3 separate regions of the Homo sapiens genome follow, and regions 1 and 3 are each linked to region 2. Evidence: chromatin contacts called from ENCODE Hi-C or POLR2A ChIA-PET data. All regions are on one chromosome and are shown on one strand. The core of a region is the stretch at or near the end of the contact, and the rest is flanking DNA. Distances in the headings are between cores, read along the strand shown.

Region 1 (4,780 bases), core at 2,218-4,717, 180 kb after region 2:
TGATTAGAGCACATGGATTTAGCCATAAAACTGTGGGTTTGATGGTCTTGAATACTTGGCAATGAAATCTAAGATATCTAAACAACTCATCAAGTTTCTGATGTACAACTATGGGCAAAGTATGAATCCAACATGAGTTGTATTCAAAGGAAGCGAATGGCCAGCCTCTGCCTTCATCTGGCTCATACAGAACTCTGAGAGATCAGACAATCGGGGAAAACCAGCCGAGGGTTCATGCTTGGGTCCGTGACCACACAGTGCACTGCCGGTATTTGAAGGCAACCACAGCCTGCATGGAAGAGAGGAGAAGGTACAGATGGTGAGAAAGGGGAGACAGACTCTGGAGCAGCAGAGAAGGGAGGGCTCAGGATGAGAAATGTGAGAATGGGGTTTAGGCATTTCCAGAAAACTCTGACTGACTGACTGACTGTTGGGGGATCATGGTAGACATGGTGGGAAGTTTAGACTAGAGATGCCAATTAACAAGATCGTATCCTCTTCCTTCAGCAGGAAAGTGTCACTTAAAATCTAATTCAATCAGTATATACTGACAGCTATTAATTCACAGGTGTGGTGCTGGGGAGACAGAGAGAGGACACTAAATGTCATATCTCAGGGAGCTCATGCACCATTAGTATAAGCAGACCTATTAATAGATCTAATAAAGTGTACATGCTATGATAAAGAGAGATGTAAAGTTGTATGGAATGAAAGAGGAAGGAAAATGCTACTTGAGTGGGGACAGGAATGGGGGACTAGAAATTGAACAGCAAAAGCTTTAAGAGAAGATGATATTGGAGTTGTACATTAGCAAATGAGTAGACATTCACCAAGCAAAGGAGAAAATGGCATTCCACACAAGAGAACAGGAGAAGCCAAGACATAGAGATGTCAACATCCAGCTATGTTTGAAGATGGGGAGTAGGGTACATGATCAGGGGAGGGGCTTGCACCAAGGAGAAGGAAGATGGTAAGCAGGAGCAAATGCAAACAGCAAGGCTGGGGCATGACACAGAGATGTTGGAGTCACCTGAAGGCACCAGGACATCCCCTCGCCAGCCTCGGGGAACCCTCAAGGGAGAGTGAGCATCACATTGGCATGCTCCAGTCTGTGCTTTGGAAAGGGCACTTGTCTCTGTAAGACAAACTGGTGGCAGGGTGTTTCTGAAAGGTCATTGAGGAGACAAATAATCCAGGTGGGACCTGACGTGAACCTGCAGCCAGGCAAGGAAGAGGAAGGACACATCCCCCAGAGACGCTGAAGAACATGGAACTTAGACTAAACCTAGATGGTGAAAGGAGAGAGTCCTGCCAGCTTGAGAAAGGAATGCGCACAATTGGGAACTGCAGCCCACTATGGAGGCATGGGGGACACCAGGAGCTCCCAGTTGGAGAGGATGGCTTTAGAAGATAGGGGGACCATCCTGAAGGACTGGGCAGTGGGCAGGAGGTCGGGGCTAGAGGCACTGCCTTTGGAATCAATGGGAGTGGGAGATAGGTCCCAGAGGAAGCCTAAAGAATCCAGACCCCAGGGCCAAGGACCAGGCACCCTGGCATCCACCCACACTTAGGAGGAAGGAAAGGCAGTGAAGGGGATTTGCCATTGGAGAGGTTGGGAGCACCAGGAAAAAGTTATCATGGGAGTCAGGGCAGGGGGCTCCTCAAGGGGAGCATGAACGGCAGCGTCAGATGACAAGGAGGAAGTAGATTGAGAAGAAAGCATTGGATTTGGCAAGAAAGTGGCCCTTTCTTTGGGTTGTCTGAAAGCAAAGGTCACGGAGAGGATGGGGTGACAGGAGAGAGGAATGGATGAAGAAGTGAGAGGGTAGCAGAGCCTACAGGTGTGTACGGTTTGGCTGCAAGATAAAGGAGAAAATTTGACTGGGAATGGATGGATGAACAGATAGCTAGAAAGACAGAGAAAATAGTTGGATTGACCTTTTAAAAAATGGTGGAGACATCAGAGCATATTGAGAGGTGGAAAGGAAGGAGTACACAGGGAAGGGCCTAGGAAAAATGGTAAAGACAAAGAAAATAATGAGGGACACAAAACCCTTGCATTCTGGAGGAGAAAGGCAGGAATAAATAGGGCCTAAGATACAGGTGAACAAATGGCTTTGGGGACAAAAAGATAACCCTCTTTCTCAGAAACTGGGAGAAGGATGAAAAGACTGAGATATTGATCTGTGGATGTAAAGTTATGAGTAATTACTTGACTCTCCAATTTATTTTGAACCTGTTGTAAAATGCCCCAGATTTTATAGTTTTATCCTCAGGAAAATAGCCATAGACAACCTAAGGTAAACTGCGAATATCCAGCCATCCACAAGGTATATACCAAAACCTGGCAGAGACACAACAAAAAAAGAAAACTTCAGGCCAATATCCTTGATGAACATCAATGCAAAAATCCTCAAGAAAATACTGGCAAACAGAATCCAGCAGCACATTGAAAAGCTTATCCACCACAATCAAGTAGGCTTCATCCCTGGGATGCAAAGTTGGTTCAACATATGCAAAACAATAGATGTGATTCATCACATAAACAGAACTGAGGACAAAAACCACATGATCATTTCAAAAGACGCAGAAAAGGCTTTTGATAAAATTCAACACCCCCTCATGTTAAAAACTTTCAATAAACTAGGTATTGAAGGAACACACCTCAAAATAATAAGAGCCATCTATGACAAACCCACAGCCAACATAATGAATGGGCAAAAGCTGGAAGCATTCCCTTTGAAAACTAGCACAAGACAAGGATGCCCTCTCTCACCACTCCTATTCAGCATAGTATTGGAAGTTCTGGGCAGGGCAATCAGGCAAGAGAAAGTATTAAAGGGCATCCAAATACGAAGAGCAGAAATCAAACTATTCCCGTTAGCAGACAACATGATTCTATATCTATTTCTAGCAAACCCCATAGTTTCAGCCCAAAAGTTGCTTAAACTTTTATTTCTCTAAAAGAAGAAATGTAACTTGTTATTTAAATACAAATGGTTTCAAAATTGTATAAAATTACTTCTTGTTGGAAAATAATTCCAATTATCCTGTAAAGTATCTGAGAGTGGTTTCTAAGAAAATCCTTTCCATGTCAACCTTAGTGTATCTATCTCAAATCAACTTTGCTAAAACATGAAGGCCATTGCTAGAAAATTGAAGGAGAATCAAATGCGTCCTTTACTTAAACATTGCTGCCTTTAGAGAGAGTCTGAAAATATCACTGCATAAAATGTTTATGTATAATATTAACTCTTCTCACCCTTTTCCTAGACAAAATAGTTTCGATTCCACTCAAGTGCAATGTCAACAAAACCAGCAACGAGGCAAACTTCCCAGCAACAGAGCCACTAACCAAATTTCACTCATGTATCACAGTAGTAGCAGGAACTTGGAAACCCTTGTCCACTCAACAATTATTGTTAGATATTTAGGAGAGAGCCTGCCATCTGTGACGTATGGGCAATCCCAGCGCCCGGCTCAGTCCTGAGAAACTCATGTGCTTTCTGGCCCTGAGTCATAAGGACCCGATGGCATTCCACAGCCAAAGAAAAGAGTGAATCATTTAAAACAGGGCTTGGCGTCAATCTTGAGACTAAGTCACCAACCAGGAATTCTTCGCTGTTATCTAGTTTTTGGTAATAGTAAAAATGTCAGCCATGAATAATGAACGTATGACTCTAAAAATACCTCTCAAATCAGCATGGTGGCAACAAACAGATAATACAGTCAGCACACAGTGGCCATAACTTCACCTCCTCCTCTGTCAAGCCACTCACTAAAACGCCAAGAAATAAAAACAAAGCCTGCCTCCTGGGATCCTGTGGCTCCACGAGCCAATGACGGAGTAAGATGCTCTTTGAATTTCGTAATTTCTTCAAACCAAAGACTGGAGAATCAGAATGGTGTCTGTGGGCCGTGAAGGCAGTAGTGCTGTTGGAAGATTGCTGGAGAAGGTATCAGATGTGGGTTCAAGTCTCTGGCCCTGCACCTGCTGGTGGCACAGCTCATTGCTGAAATTACTCGGGTGACATGACTTCCTTCTCTAGGCCTCAGTGTCCTCATCTGCAGATTGAGTGTGGCAGTCATACCCCCTATGCATCACTGGGTAGTGGGAAGAATTAAAGGCCATAATTCACGTATTCTTTCCAGGGTGATGCCGACTTCACATGTCAGGAATTTGTCTAGGTACTCGGAATGAACAAATGAACTCGGAAATGAGCAAAACTTGCAAGGCCCCCGCCCCTGATATGAGAGCACTTAGCACAGAGCCTGGCATATAACAAACAACCATTTTTGTCTCTCCTTAGGCTTCTGACTCTCAACCAGGACACACAACTGCCACTAAGTCATGGCTGGGCCCTCCCAAACACAGGCCTTGCCACCCCTCGAGGCAACGTGACTTTTGTTTTAGAGCTGATTGTGCTGCTTTGGCTTCTCACTGGTCTGTTCTCGTCCTTGGTGGCCAAACAGATGTCTCTGCCATGTGACAGGTTCATCAACAAGCAAACACATTTCAGTACTCTTGACAATTATCGAATGCATACCATGAGCTAGGTATTGTTTTAGGAGCCTCACAGGTATGTATGTATGTATGTATGTATGTATGTATGTATGTATTTATTTATTTATTTATTTATTTATTTATTTATTTATTTTGAGACAGAGTCTCTGTCGCCCAGGCTGAAGTGCAGTGGTGCGACCTTGGCTCACTGTAACCTCCGCCTCCTGGGTTCAAGTGATTCTCCTGCCTCAGCCTCCCGAGTAGCTGGGACTACAG
Region 2 (4,301 bases), core at 1,275-3,774:
GGGACAAAAATCAGTGAGAAAAAAATTATACTCTCAGCCAACGAGAACGTACGTTATCAACAACAAAAACAATTAGAACAACAAATAAATGAACAAAAAACCCAAAGGCATTCTCAAAGTGTATTGCTTTGCCAGTTAGAAGTTGCAGGCATGTGTTTTGAATTTTCTGTTGTTTTATTTGTAGAAAGATTTGGAAGCAGGATTGTTTTATTGAAATATAACGCCAGATTGAGAAAAGCCCATTTCAAAAGGGAATCATTAGTTGGAAGGAAGGGCTTCGTCCAGTCAGTGTTTGGGTCGCCAGATCTGGAGGGTGAGTAATGGACATCCTGAATGTAACTGGAGAATTCTGGGCAACTCAGCAACTCGGGCAAGGTCACTGGGGTGCAAATGTCAAGGGCCGGTGGGGCAAGGACTCAAGGACTCTTAGAGCTCTGAGTTCCTACATTTCCCAGGAGGCCTGTGATGACCCCAGTGCATACGTGATCCAGATCCTGAAGCATTTGCTCCTGGGTGGGGAAATACTGCAAATGCAAACTTGACAATAAGTTTTCCTTTCTGAATCATGAAAAGCTAATTCAAACCAACCACTACAACAAAGCATTGAAATGTTCTCAATGGTATATCTGGCTGGCCAGGGGCCTGGCTGAGGAAGTCACCTCCGCTCCCAGGACTGCATTTGTCCGGGATCCATGCCTCCCGGGAGGATATTGTGAAGGATTCACATCCGCCCTCCCCTCCAGATCCAGGCAGGAGTGCACAGGGACTGTGGGAAGTGTGTCACTCTGGCAGAGTCGGGGCTCTTGAGTCAGCATCTTACACACAGCAGGACATCAACAAATACTTGACAAATGAGAGAATGGTGTGGCAGTTGAGGATCTCTGCTCTTCAAGGCACAGCCCAAGCTCTACACACACAGAACTACCTGCACTTGCCCTGGTTGGCCCCACTGTCCCTTTGTGCCCTGAGCTGTTGCTGTTCTGTATACTGGAAATATCCATCCTCTTCCACCCCTGGCAAACCACTATTCCACGGCAACCTTGTCTTCAAAGCCTCCTAGTTGGCTGCTTTCCTCCACCCCAACATATCTGGCCCATGACCCTCTTACAGCCCGTTTTACAGACCCCAAGGATTTGAGTACCTTGCTCACTAGTCTAAGCTTCCTGGGAGTGCAGCTGCATCTTATTTATAGAGTTTAGATTTACTAGGAGCTCTGCATCTAGCATAGAACCACATATATTACATGGAATAGATTATAGGCTATGTTGGAGCATAACAGACCCTTGGGGTAGGTAGATCACTATCCTTATTTTACAGATGAGGCATAACAAGGTTGAGCAATTTGCAGAAGGTCCCTTGCTAGTAAGTGGTCTGTTCAATGCCTGTGGCTCCCCTAAAAGGCCCACATCCTTGTCTAAAACCTATGCACATGTTATCTGACATGGCAAAAGGGACTTTGAAGATGTGATTACTTTTAGGATCTTGAGGTGGGGAGATCACCCTGGACAATCTGGGTGAGCCTGATGGAATCAAAAGGGTCCTTATAAGAGGAAGGCAGGAGAGTCAGTGTCAGAGAAAGGGATGTGACTACAGAAGCAGAAGTCGGAGAGGGACAGAGACTTGCAGATGCTGTGCTGTTGGCCTCGAAGATGGAGGAAGGGGCCATGAGCCAAGGAATGCAAGTGGCCTCTAAAAGTTGGGAAAGGCAAGGAAACAGATGCTCCCCAGAGCCTCCCAAAGCAATGCTGCCTTGCCAGTATCTTGATTTCAGGATTTCTGACCTCCAGAACTGTAAAATGAAGCATTTATAAGCCATTAAGTTTGTGCTAATTTGTTACAGTAGCCATGGGAAACTCACACAGCGCCTGTAAACTGGAAACCAGGCGGAAACACCGACAAGGGGAGGAAGGAGCACACTGCACTCCCAAAGGAGGTGGTCAAAGGCCCATTCCAAGAGCTCCCTGGCATCAAGGGCCACAGTGGGTTGCAGCCTTCCCTGCTCTCTGCTCTCCCAAGGAAGTCTGTATAATGATCTGAAGAACTGAGGAGGGGCGGGCAGGACAGACCAAAACCCAGGAAGTCACAAGCCCGAGGTGGCTTCCCAAGCCTGGTCTCTGTGCTGTGGCTTTCAGGAACCCTGAGCCAAAGATAAAGCCTCTTCACCAAAACTTTACATTTGTTACCAACAGTCCTGATGCCATGGATGTTCCATGCTGTGTGCAGTGGCCACACACGACACCACCCACCACCACCCCAGCAAAGGCCTCCTGGTTACCAGGGAGAGAGTGGGTGGGAGAGAGTAGAGCTAAGCCAGGAGCTCCCAGGGAAGCCCCCTCCTTAGGAAGAGGACGTGGCTACCTGGGTGCTCAGACCTCCAGCCTCCCCCTCCATCATGGGGATGATGAGAGCCCAAGCAGGTGACTTCCTATTGCTCTTGCTTTTGAAAAGCTCAGTCTGTGGGTCAGGTTGTCAGTCTGTCTGCCTGTCTGGTTCTCTCTCTGGTCAGGCAGCTACAGAAGGACTAGACTGATGAGATAATAAATACCAGCTTTGGTCACCATGAATCAGAGGCACACAGCCAGCTGAGTCACACAATGGGGGTGGCTCAGACAGCACTGTCGAGTTCCCTCTGACCTCACTCTGGAAACGGGGCCAGCTGTTCGAATACGGCAGGGCATTAAGGAACACATTTCACTCCCAAAGCTCCAAGTGTTGTGTGTGCTCTGGCCACAAAATGCTTTTTGGAAAGGAGCTTCATCACAGCCCTTGTAACTCAAGAAAAGGAGACTGCTGATTCTGGAGAAAGGCTGGGACGGGGACGGCACTAGGGATGCCTGAAGCCATGAAGATTTGGCCTGCAGCAGTAGCCGCAGTCCCAAAGTGACCTCAGTTGGCTAAAAGCTGCCTGAAGTCACTAAACCATGTCAAGCCCAAACACCATTCAATGTGTATAGCGAGTACTGGCTTAGTCCTTGTCATTGCAACAGGGTGTCCCCCACTGCTCCTGCCCCCTGCTTTGCCCAGGGTGCCCCAAGGCCCAGCAGGCGATGATGCCAGGACTGAGGGCTGCTCAGGGTCCAAGGATGAAGTACTAAGGGCCCGGGAACTGCAGGCCTCCCCATCCCACCTGCCCACGCGCATCCCTGAGTGCTGAGGAGCATCAGAACAACTCCTCAGAGGCCGAGCTAAAGAGGCCTGCGCTCGTCCCTCCTTGCTACCAAGCTGCCCTTTCTTTTCCCCCCCAGAAAGCTCCAAGTACAGAGGACATCGCTGGCTGGCAGGGGACATGGGCCTCCCAGCAGGACCCAGCTCCGAGAGACATCCATCTTGTTTTCCATGCCTGGGCGTGGCTTTTACATTCCATTGAAAACCCAGGCTTCGAGGTTTAGTCATCAATTTCTGTTCCACTTTATTTCCCTCATCACTCCTAAAACCAAAGCCTCACAACAAAAGTCTGACAAAGGTCCTATCAGGTTTCCCTCCCGCTAGAGATCCTGCCTGATTCTGCTTGGCTTTCAGCCTGGGCCTGGCCGACCACAAGAGGCCTTGCCAGAGCTGGGGTCTCTGGCCTGGGCTGAGGTCATTTCTGCAGCCAGCAGGAGGAGGGAGTGACAAAGGACTCAACCACATTATCATAAGGGAAAGAGAACTGCAGGACAGGGTGGGGCCTGCACTTGTGGATTTCACGGTTGGACTCCTGGGAGCTGGACACAGGCATTGAATCTCAAATGGTTCTGGGGTGACGGGGCCTTGGAGTCCAGGGCTGCCCAATGAGGCCTTGGATCTCTGACCCCAGAAGGTGGGGCATGGAGGAGAGACACGCAGGGGATGGATTCTTCCCTTTTGCATCTGAGCTTCTGCTTCATTTTGGAGCTTTGGTGGAGCTTTAGAGCAACACCTCCCTCTTCAGGGTGACTGTGCATTGTGGGAGTAACACATGGGCATTGGGTCACAGTAACCCAGGTTCAAATCCTAGCCCGGAGACCTGGGGAAACTGACATTTGGTCTCAGAGTTTGAGCATCATCTTCTGTAAAGCTTCATAGTCCCCACTTCAGGGGCTTGTTGGAGGGTCAGAAGAGACAAAGTGTGCCAAGTGCCCAGCCTGAACTGGTGAAATGGTGAACTGATGGTCTCTTGTTTGACGCAACCACCCCACTTTCCCATTTGAGAGCCACTCACTGCTGCTCTCAGGCCTTCTGATTACAGACACACTCATGCTTCAAGTCTGATCAGGGCCTTCCCCATGGAGCCCTGGGCCCCTCACTTGGTTGGGGTCCTCTTATGAGTACAAAGGGGCATT
Region 3 (4,338 bases), core at 857-3,356, 180 kb before region 2:
GCTAATTTTTTAATTTTTTATAAAGTTGGGATCTTGCCATGTTGCCCAGCCTGGTCTCAAACTGCTGGACTCAAGCAATCCTCCTGCCTCAGCCTCCCAAAGTGATGGGATTATAGGTGTGAACCACTGCACCTGGCCCACTATCCCGTTAAACAAACAAACAAACTTTAATTGAGAGGCCATTAGGCTGAGGCAATGACAGAGCTCTAGAAGGTCCCACATAAGCAAACTAAAGTCCAATGTAAACAGTAAAACCATACTAGACTTTATCAATCAGAAACTGCCAACTATTCCCTAACTCGGAACTTTCCACTCTAACCAATTTAAATGTCTTTTGTCTTACTTTCATGTTCAGCCTATAAAAGCTCACTGCCCTTGCTGCTAGAATGGGGCTCACTAACCTCCAATGGTTCTGAGTGCTGCGTAATTCATGAGTCATTCTTTGCTCAAACAAACTCCTTGTTTTTTTTGTTTTTTTTCTGAGACAAGGTCTCTCACTCACATCGCCCAGGCTGGAATGCAGGGGCATCATCACAGCTCACTGCAGCCTCAACTTCCCAGGTTCAGGTGATTCTCTCACCTCAGCCTCCCAAGTAGCTGGGACGACAGGCATGCAGCACCATGCCCGGCTACTTCTTTGTAGAGACGGCATTTTGCCATGTTGCCCAGGCTGGTCTTGAACTCCTGGGCTCAAATGATCTGTCCACCTTGGTCTCCCAAAGTGCTGGGATTCCAGATGTGAGCCACTGTGCCTGCTCCAACTCTTTAATATTTTAATATCCCTAGGTTTATCTCTTAATGATCCTAATTCTTTCCCCCATCTTAGACCCCAAAGTGTGTGGCCCCAGGCCTGGATCATATTTAGTTGCTCAGTTATTTCTTATAGTCAGGAAAATCAGAATTTCCTTGTGCTTTTGATTTCAGTAGCTCAGCCAGCTTCACCAGCAAGCACATCCACATATCTGGATTCTCAGACCACTGGGCACTGAAACAGAGCAGTTAATCCCCATACCCATGCTGAGGAAATAACACGCATCACATCTTTTAAAATATCATATACACAATGGATCATTTGAGTAAATTTAATACTAGGATCATTTGAGTAATTTTAATACTGCTCTATAGACAATTCAGTGGTACCCTAAACACAATTAATTTCTACATAGATATTATTAACTTTTCAGCTAGTATTAGTAAAATTAATAAAATTAGGTACGTGATTTAATTATTTTATCTGAATAATGTTTTGTTTTTTGTTTTAGACACTATTATTAGAACACTAGGCTGTGACATGTCATTAAATAACAATTAAAAAATCAACACATACAGCAAATTATTTTTTGTAGTGGTTACTCACCTGAGCGCTCTTACCACATTTAGCATCTCCTGAAACAATCACGATTTGATTTTGAAGCAGGTTCTCCATAAAGGAGTATTTTTCTTTCCATATAGGAAGATCTTCTCTTTCTTTCAGAAGTTTATAATAACGTGATGAATATGGCAATCCATCAAAGGGGTTAAGTTCCAAATCCTCACAGGCCAAAACCTCTTCCTCATCCCCATCGCTGGAATCCAGGGATTCAGGAAAATAGCGTTTTTCAGAGGAAGAGTTTGGACACTCCAGCCCTTCTTCTTCCATCTTGTCTGACAGTGAGCTCACGCAGCTGACATTCCACAAGCAAGTTTCTCCTATCAGTAACCCATTGCAAACAGGGCTTAAAAGCCTATTTATACAAACCCGTATGTTCCAATCTCTAAGACTTCAGTTCAAGGTTTTAGCAAGTTAAATTCCTCAAACCTGCATCTGTTCTCCGTTGCTGTGTTACCCACTGTGCTGGCTCACTACAGCACTCTTCGGCATTGTAAATGATTGTCAATAAACCACACTAAGAAACAAACAAACAAAAAGAGTAAGGAAAATTAGGAACACATATAAGTTAAAAAGAAAATGCACAGGAGTTCAAATGAAAAGCATTATTTTTTTTTTTTCTGTTAACGGGTTTCTGTCATTTCTGCTGCCTGCTTAAAAGAACAGGAATAATTTAGGCTGGTGTTTAAAGTTTGGTGGGTTCCGGTATTTCCTGGCTGGTTCAGAAAATGATTCTGCACTGGGCCTCGTGCTCTCTGCCTGACCTCTATCTCAGGCTCTGCGTCTTGATCAACTGTGAATGGAAAGCAACAGGAGGGACAGGATTGTGATTGTGAGGCTAATCAATCACGTGGTCACCTAATCCCATGTCAAAAGAGGAGCTGGACCCTATAAAAGGAAAGAACTGTGATGACCTGGTGAGTGTTCCTCTAACACAGGCTACAGGAAAATCTATTATTAAGAAATCCTTTACTTTAATGAAAAACATTTTTAAAACTTTTCATTTTCCTTTTGCTTATGTCAGTTTAGAAAGCCAAGTGAGGGGAATGAATTTATTATTTCCTTCCATATGTAGTTATGGTTGGCTTTTATTTTATATATATATAAAAAAGACAGGGTCTCGCTCTGTCACCCAGGCTGGATGCAGTGGCGTGATCATGGCTCACTGCAGCCTCAACCTCCCAGGCTGTTTTCCCCCTGCCTCAGCCTCCTGAGTAGCTGGGACTACAGGTGTACACCACTATGTCCAGCTAATTTCTGTATTTTTTTGTAGAGACGGAGTTTTGCCTTGTTGCCCAGGCTAGTTTCGAACTCCTGGGCTCAAGTGGTCTGTCCTCCTTGGCCTCCCAAAGTGCTGGGATTTCAAATGTGAGCCACCATGCCCAGCTGGCTGGCTTTTATTAATAAGGTCTTTTGTTTAATTAAACCAGAAATCTCTAGCATATTTCTTGAGATTCCTGGGTCTTGAGCCCAACATGTCAGCTCCAAGAGGCCATTAAGGACAACTTTTAATTTAAATGAAGAAGAGAAATCACCCAAGAAAGAGCAAGATTTATACCAATAACTCAGTCCCCACATGTCAGGTGAAGGGTCTTTCCCCTTCCAATTACTAGTGATTAAAAAGAAAAATTCCATTAGTGTTGCTGGAAATAAGCTCCTTTTCACATTAACCAGATAAAAATGAAAAAGAAAACTCAAGTTAAAAAGAATAATAAAATACAGTTCATGATATTTTGTAAGTTACTGCACTTTTCGGATCACCTGGTTTACCTTAATTATTGCTTTAGATGGTTGGAGCCAGTGTGCTCAACAGCTAGTTCCTAATTAGTAAGTGATAAGAAAAGCTCTCTCTCTATTGGTCAAGACAGGCTCCAGGGCAACAGTCAATCACTCAAAAAACATTTGCTGAGTGTCTTCTAAGGGCTTATTAGATGAGTAAACTAGGCACTAGATACACACATAAAGGATATTTTGAAGATGGCAGCAAGAGCAGGATAGAAAGTTTTAAAATTCACAGATGAACAAGCTAGTTTAGAGGTAAGTAACCAGAGAGGCAGAAGAACTTCATAGCTCTTCCCAAGTAAAGTTCTTAAAAATTCATCTAAAAGCCAGTGTTTCAAAATTAAAATGGAATTACAAAGGCATAATAGAAATGTTGTAATATGGATTCACTTCAGAACTCTTCACTGCCTCTATAAGGTGAGAGTAGACCCACAGAATAGCTCCAGGAAGCATGGTAGCTTGAGATCATCGCACAAGCTAATTCTGGGAAGGTATCCAAGAATCAGAAAATTCCACTCTTCAGAGAAGTTAAAATTTAATTTTATATTCTATTTTTCTTTTGTTCTGATTAGAATCCCTTCCAAGGGTTCTCAGCCTACATGTAAATTAAATTGCTATTAAATATTATAACCAATGATTGCCTTAGGTAGTATTTCTTAACTGTTTTACCTTAAAAAAAGAACAGCTATTATTTTTACCAAAAAGAAATGTTTCTCTTATTTATAATACTCCCTAAGAGTGTAATAATCTTATAATTACAGTAAATTCTTACTTATAAAGCACTGACCACTTTGAACCCTGAGGAAATAATCAAGTTTTCTGAATAGTCTTCTTTCTAAAGACCTGAGACTTACCTGGCCCCTTCATCACACATTGTGCAATGTATCCACACACATTAGCCTTAACCACTTCTCTGTTATAGTGGAATTAAAGATGGCCACAGATTATTTGCCACTGTTCCAAATGGAGAGGTAGAGTCTATTTCCTCTCCCCTTGAATCTGAGCTGGCCCTGTGACCAGTGTCACTATGACTAAAATAATGCAGTTAAGTGATACTGAATCACTTCCAAGATATTCCCATGCTTGAAACACTCCTCTTTAGAACCAGCTGTCATTCTATGAGGTACCCACGCCCAAGCCACCGGGAAGAGACCAAAGCTGAACTTCCAGTCCACAGCAGCATAAAC

The links. A loop is a pair of places that touch in the nucleus more often than their neighbours do. ChIA-PET counts read pairs that join two places held with the same protein, here RNA polymerase II (POLR2A). Pooled maps may share reads with other maps.
Region 1: a loop to region 2 is called in a map of PC-9, with 12 times the contacts of the local background. The contact joins two enhancer-like sites. A Hi-C loop is called at or near these places in 7 of 168 maps with a recorded cell type or tissue (PC-9, aorta, ascending aorta and 3 more) and 10 of 50 pooled maps. POLR2A ChIA-PET finds 5 or more read pairs at or near these places in 1 of 52 experiments (AG04449).
Region 3: a map of PC-9 shows a loop between it and region 2 (2.5-fold over the local background). The contact joins the promoter of DHX32 here to the enhancer-like site in region 2. A Hi-C loop is called at or near these places in 1 of 168 maps with a recorded cell type or tissue (PC-9) and 1 of 50 pooled maps. POLR2A ChIA-PET finds 5 or more read pairs at or near these places in 3 of 52 experiments (H1, Panc1 and SK-N-SH).

The regions. Positions count from the first base shown.
Region 1 is chr10:126,244,069-126,248,848 of GRCh38, forward strand. The region is part of intron 3 of ADAM12 (ADAM metallopeptidase domain 12); the gene reads right to left. Among named protein-coding and RNA genes, the nearest start is that of ADAM12, 140 kb to the right of the region's middle. RefSeq lists an enhancer at 3,106-4,305. Within about 2 kb of position 3,468, at least 9 of the 41 ENCODE cell types and tissues checked have a DNase peak (open chromatin) inside an H3K27ac peak, as active enhancers do; they include PC-9 and ascending aorta, where a contact is called at or near this core.
Region 2 is chr10:126,060,052-126,064,352 of GRCh38, forward strand. All of the region lies in intron 14 of ADAM12 (ADAM metallopeptidase domain 12), which reads right to left. Among named protein-coding and RNA genes, the nearest start is that of FANK1-AS1, 89 kb to the left of the region's middle. Within about 2 kb of position 2,525, at least 13 of the 41 ENCODE cell types and tissues checked have a DNase peak (open chromatin) inside an H3K27ac peak, as active enhancers do; they include PC-9, Panc1 and ascending aorta, where a contact is called at or near this core.
Region 3 is chr10:125,879,186-125,883,523 of GRCh38, forward strand. DHX32 (DEAH-box helicase 32 (putative)) reads right to left here and starts at 2,107. Exons shown (of 11, transcript NM_018180.3): 1 at 1,358-2,107. The coding sequence starts at 1,639. RefSeq lists an enhancer at 1,697-2,419.